2 separate regions of the Homo sapiens genome follow, and region 2 is linked to region 1. A link is an interaction called in ENCODE POLR2A ChIA-PET data of the cell type or tissue named here. Cell type or tissue: Panc1. All regions are shown on one strand. Links, peaks and the distances in the headings refer to the core of each region. The heading gives the core; the rest is flanking DNA.

Region 1 (2,924 bases), core at 95-2,594:
GGGCAGATCACCTGAGGTTGGGAGTTTGAGACTAGCCTGACTAACATGGAGAAACCCTGTCTCTACTAAAAATACAAAATTAGCCAGGTGTGGTGGCTCATGCCTGTAATCTCAGCTATTTAGGAGGCTGAGGCAGGAGAATCACTTTAACCCGGAAGGTGGAAGTTGTGGTGAGCTGAGATCACACCATTGCATTCCAGCCTGGGCAACAAGCACGAAACTCTGTCTGAAACAAAACAAAACAAAACAAAACAAAAACCCCAAAGTAAATTAGTCTTAACTTCTTATTACCATCTTGATTTTGGAAGTAAAGTTATATTGATTTTATGTGTTACTTATATTCTTAGAGAATGGTATATCTGGCTGGGCGCAGTGGCTCATGCCTGTAATCCCACCCCTTAGGGAGGCAGAGGCAGGAGGATTGCTTGCACTCAGGAATTTGAGACCAGCCTTGGGCAACATGGTGAAACCCTGTCTCTACTAAAAATACCAAAATTAGCCGGATGTGGTGGTGCACACCTGTAGTCCCAGCTACTTGGGAGGCTGAGGCAGGAGAATCACTTGAACCCGGGTGGCGGAGGCTGCAGTGAGCTGAAATCACACCACTGTGCTCTAGCCTGTGTGACAGAGTGAGACTCCATCTCAAAAAAAATTAAAAAAAAAAATGGTATATTCTTTTTTACTCTTTAAATGTTTGGATAGCCCAGTGTATGAGCCAAAAAAAATCTGGTGTGGGTATTTTTTTTTTTTTTTTTTTGAGACGGAGTCTCGCTCTGTTGCCCAGGGTAGAGTGCGGTGGCGCAATCTAGGCTCACTGCCAGCTCCGCCTCCCAGGTTCACGCCATTCTTCTGCCTCAGCCTGCCGTGTAGCTGGGACTACAGGCGCCCGCCACCACGCCTGGCTAATTTTTTGTATTTTTAGTAGAGATGGGGTTTCACCGTGTTAGCCAGGATGGTCTTGATCTCCTGACCTCGTGATCCACCTGCCTCGGCTTCCCAAAGTGCTGGGATTACAGGCGTCAGCCACCGCACTTGGCTGTTTTGTTTTGAGAAGGGCCTCACTCTGTAGCTCAGGCTGGAGTGCAGTGTCTCGCTTGCAGCCTTGACCTCCTGGGCTTAAGCAATTCTCCCACCTCAGCCTTCCTAGTAGCTGGGACCACAGGTGCACACCACCACACCCGCCTAATTTAAAAAAATTTTTCTTGTAGAGATGGAGATGGGGTCTCACCATGTTTCCCAGGCTGGTCTTGAACTCCTGGGCTCAAGTGATCTGCCTGCCTCAGCCTCCCAAAGTGCTGGGATTACAGGCATGAGCCACCACACCCAGCTGAATGCCTTTTATCTATAACTAATTTCTGATCTTTCTTACAGAAAATACCTCACCCTTGAACACTCCACACACCTCTGCCAACCTTGTGATGACTCCGCAAGGGCAATTGCTCACCCTAAAAGGTCCCCTATTCTCAGGACCAGTGGTAGCTGTTTCTCCTGATCTCTTAGAATCTGATCTTAAGCCTCAAGTTGCCGGTAGTGCTGTGGCTCTACCAGGTATGTTGTAAGTGTTGTCCTCTATGGGAAGTGATAAAGTTATCCCTAACATCTCACGGTGACCAAGGAAGGCTTTGGATGTGTTCTGTAATGATAAAGAGCTATTCTGTTGGCATTTGCCTTGGTAAGAGGTGGCCCTATTTTTAGAACACATTTGGCTTGAGCTGTGGTACTGTTTGGTGTGTTTTACACCTGGTATTGGGAACCATTTTGTGAACACTAGTAATTTCTAAGAGGAAGAATAAAAAAGATATCAGAGGGAAAGGAAGATGTTAAATGATCATGGTCTTAGGTCTTGGTGTTGATAAATATTTGTCACTTTTTGTGGTACTCAGAGATGATAACAGTCCTGCATTATTAGCCCCATTCACTTTGAGCACTACTCTGTTTTGGGGCAAAGGGTAAAGTTGAAAGAGAAGCCTCACTTGGGTGATTAGGTTCCAGGCAACTAAATTTCTATTAAGATGAAAGGGTCTCTTTAGTAATATTAGGATCCTGGTTACTTTATTGCCATTGCCAGCCAAAATTCCTTGTCTCTACCTGTTGCCAAACTCACTCTGGAGGACTCATCTTTCCTGGTTCCCATGCTGCCTTTAGGGCTTCATTTTCTGCGCTAAGTAGCAGTTAATTAGGTGAACAGAATCAAGATGCATTTCTGCCTTAGGAGAAGAATTAACTTGGGGAGCATTTCTATAAAATAATTAAATGGAACTTTAAAAAATGGTGGAAAGAGCCTTTTGGTTGGATTTTAGTTGAGATTTTTCTTGTTGGGTTAGGTCAATAATTTGAAGAACTGATATTTCTTTCATCTTTTTGATAAAAGTAGAGTGCTGAATTTAGACTACAAATCCCTAAGATGGTTATATGATATGACAGAGAGAAAGAGAGGTGTTAACACTAGATCTAAATGAATTTTTCTTTTTTTAATTTTTGTTTTTCAGAAAATGACGACTTATTTATGATGCCACGAATTGTTAATGTGACATCATTGGCCACAGAGGGAGGTTTGGTAGATATGGGTGGCAGCAAATATCCTCATGAAGTTCCTGATAGCAAGCCATCTGACCATCTGAAAGACACCGTCAGGAATGAAGATAATTCCTTAGAGGATAAGGGTAGAATCTCTTCCAGAGGAAACAGAGATGGCAGAGTGACGTTGGGTCCAACGCAGGTTTTTCTGGCAAACAAAGATTCTGGTTATCCACAAATAGTTGACGTTTCCAATATGCAGAAAGCACAAGAGTTCTTACCTAAAAAGATTTCTGGTGATATGAGAGGGATTCAGTATAAATGGAAAGAGAGTGAATCAAGAGGGGAGAGAGTGAAGTCAAAGGATTCTTCATTTCATAAATTAAAGATGAAAGATCTCAAGGACT
Region 2 (2,924 bases), core at 134-2,633, 96 kb before region 1:
GTCTGGGACTCCTGACTTCAAGCAATCCTCCTGCCTTGGCCTCCCAAAGTGCTGGGATTATAGGTGTGAGTCACCATGTCCAGCCCCCTTTTTATATTAGGGAAAGGAGTTCTTTATAAGTTGCAAATACCTTTTCCTGGTTAGTTTGCTTTTTGATTTTGCTTAAATGATTTTGCCAGATTAAAAAATTTACAGAATATTAAATTTTATTTTATTTTTATTTCTTTGAGACGGAGTCTTTCCCTGTCACCCAGGCTGGAGTGCAGTGGCGTGATCTTGGCTCAGTGCACCTTCTGCCTCCTAGGATCAAGTGATTCTCATGCCTCAGCCTCCTGAGTAGCTGGGACTACAGGCGTGCACCACCACACCAGGCTAATTTTTTAATTTTTAATAGAGATGGGGTTTCGCCATGTTGGCCAGGCTAGTCTCGAATTCCTGGCTTTAAATGATCCACTGGCCTCAGCCTCTCAAAGTGCTGGGATTGCAGGTGTGAGCCACCACACCTGGCATCATATAGTATTAAATTTATCACTTTTTTTTTTTTTGGCCTTACTGGTTTTAGATTTTGTGTCTTATCAAAAAACTTTTCTCAGGATTTAGGAATAAAAAAATTAAATATTAGAGTCATCTGGAATTTATTTCAGTGTAAGGTCCATTGAGTTCCAGTGATTTGTCATGGCTTCTTTAAACGTGTGTACTAAGAAGTTAGATAGCTTTTTACTTATTTATGGAACCATGTCTTCTGAACCATATGAAGAACTAATTCTGTACAATTAGCTCTTTGGGATGAAAATGGAACTTTACTTATTTAATTTACTCATCACTGGGGAACTTGCTATATAAAGGAATCTTCTGGTAAATTCATAAAGTGTTAGGATGCTTTAAAAATGCATAACCTTCAAATTTAACTTTTTAATTTTGTATACTTTTTTAATAATGAATATACTCTTTTGTTTCTTTGTGTGAGATTATAGTATTTATAGTGAATTGTTAGAGGATTAGGATATAAGCACCTTAACTAATTAGATTAAAATGAACTTTAAAAAATGATTAGATATTCCAGAGTAAATATTCTTACTGTGATTGAAAGAAAAGCTTAGAAGCAAAGTCTTAGAAGAATTTAGGAATATTTTGGGGATAACATAATCGTTCTTGTATTTTTGTTCAAGAAATAAATACTCACTTGATTAAAGGGTGTTTTTTGTTTTTGGTTTTTTTTTGCTTGTTTCTTAGGATGGGAAGGCCATTGTGACTATGTGGTGATTACAGTTGTCTTACTACTGAGTTTCCTACTGAAATCATGGAGGAGAAACAGCAGATTATATTGGCTAATCAAGATGGTGGAACAGTGGCAGGAGCAGCACCTACCTTCTTTGTCATCTTAAAGCAGCCAGGAAATGGCAAAACTGATCAAGGAATTTTGGTTACTAATCAGGATGCCTGTGCTTTGGCTAGTAGTGTGTCATCACCAGTAAAATCTAAAGGGAAGATTTGCCTTCCAGCTGATTGTACTGTGGGTGGAATCACTGTTACCCTCGATAACAATAGTATGTGGAATGAGTTCTATCATCGAAGCACAGAGATGATTCTGACCAAGCAAGGAAGACGCATGTTTCCTTACTGTCGTTATTGGATAACAGGTTTAGATTCAAATTTGAAGTATATTCTTGTCATGGATATATCTCCTGTGGATAACCATCGTTATAAGTGGAATGGTCGTTGGTGGGAACCTAGTGGGAAGGCTGAACCTCATGTTTTGGGGAGGGTTTTCATTCATCCAGAATCTCCTTCCACAGGTCATTATTGGATGCATCAACCAGTATCTTTCTATAAACTCAAACTTACCAACAATACACTGGACCAAGAAGGGCATATCATCTTGCACTCTATGCATCGTTACCTGCCGAGGCTTCATTTGGTGCCTGCAGAAAAGGCTGTGGAGGTGATACAATTAAATGGCCCTGGTGTCCACACTTTTACCTTCCCACAGACTGAATTCTTTGCAGTAACAGCTTATCAGAACATTCAGATTACTCAGCTGAAAATAGATTACAATCCATTTGCCAAAGGCTTTCGGGATGATGGGCTGAATAATAAGCCCCAGAGAGATGGAAAACAAAAGAACAGCTCTGACCAAGAAGGGAATAATATTTCCAGTTCTTCTGGTCATCGGGTCCGTCTTACAGAAGGTCAGGGGTCAGAGATACAACCAGGTGATTTGGATCCTTTGTCAAGGGGTCATGAAACATCAGGCAAGGGTTTGGAGAAGACTTCCCTTAATATAAAACGAGACTTTCTTGGTTTCATGGATACTGATTCAGCACTTAGTGAAGTTCCTCAATTGAAGCAAGAGATTTCTGAATGGTAAGTAGTAGTTTTTCTGTTCTTAGAAATAAAAGGAAGATTGAGATGGGCCAGGTGTTGGATTTAACATCTTGGTTCTGTGGAATGCTACAGATGTTGATAAATGTAAGCCACTATAAAATATACTACAACTGCTTTTACATTCTGTGAAGTGACATCATTTTTCTGTAATGAGAATCAGTTGGGTTCAGGATCTAGAATTGTAGGCAAATTGGATAACTTATCAGAATTATTCATATGTATTTAGAATGTTCCTTGATATCCTTGGGGGATTGGTTCCAGGACCACCCAAGAATACCAACACCTGACTACATTTGAGACTCCATCTCAATAAAAAAAAGAAAATCATACCAATTATGACAACATAGATGAGCCTAGAGAATACTATGCTAAGTGAAATAGGCAAAACAAAAAAAGACAAATACTGCAAAATATTCATAAAAGTAGAAAGTAGAATGGTGGATGCCAGGGGGTAGAGAGAGACTGAAAGATGTTGGTCAAAGGGTACAAAGCTTCAGTTATGCCAGGTAAATTTTAAAGAAAGAGTAAGCATACTATTT

What was found. Peaks named below come from ENCODE experiments on the same cell type or tissue, not always from the same donor. Only the 100,000 strongest peaks of a DNase experiment are listed, where the experiment ranks them.
Region 2: POLR2A ChIA-PET joins it to region 1 with 7 read pairs; 12 of 35 experiments call an interaction of 5 or more read pairs at or near these places.

What each region holds. Positions count from the first base shown.
Region 1 is chr15:41,763,515-41,766,438 of GRCh38, forward strand. MGA (MAX dimerization protein MGA) reads left to right here. Exons shown (of 24, transcript NM_001400225.1): 23 at 1,372-1,548; 24 at 2,490-2,924. Among named protein-coding and RNA genes, the nearest start is that of MAPKBP1, 9.5 kb to the right of the region's middle. In Panc1, for the core only: no CTCF peak of the experiment used is centred there; no DNase peak of the experiment used is centred there.
Region 2 is chr15:41,667,595-41,670,518 of GRCh38, forward strand. It overlaps MGA (MAX dimerization protein MGA), which reads left to right. Exons shown (of 24, transcript NM_001400225.1): 2 at 1,234-2,364. The coding sequence starts at 1,301. Among named protein-coding and RNA genes, the nearest start is that of MGA, 8.7 kb to the left of the region's middle. In Panc1, for the core only: no CTCF peak of the experiment used is centred there; no DNase peak of the experiment used is centred there; H3K27ac peaks cover 2,500 bases.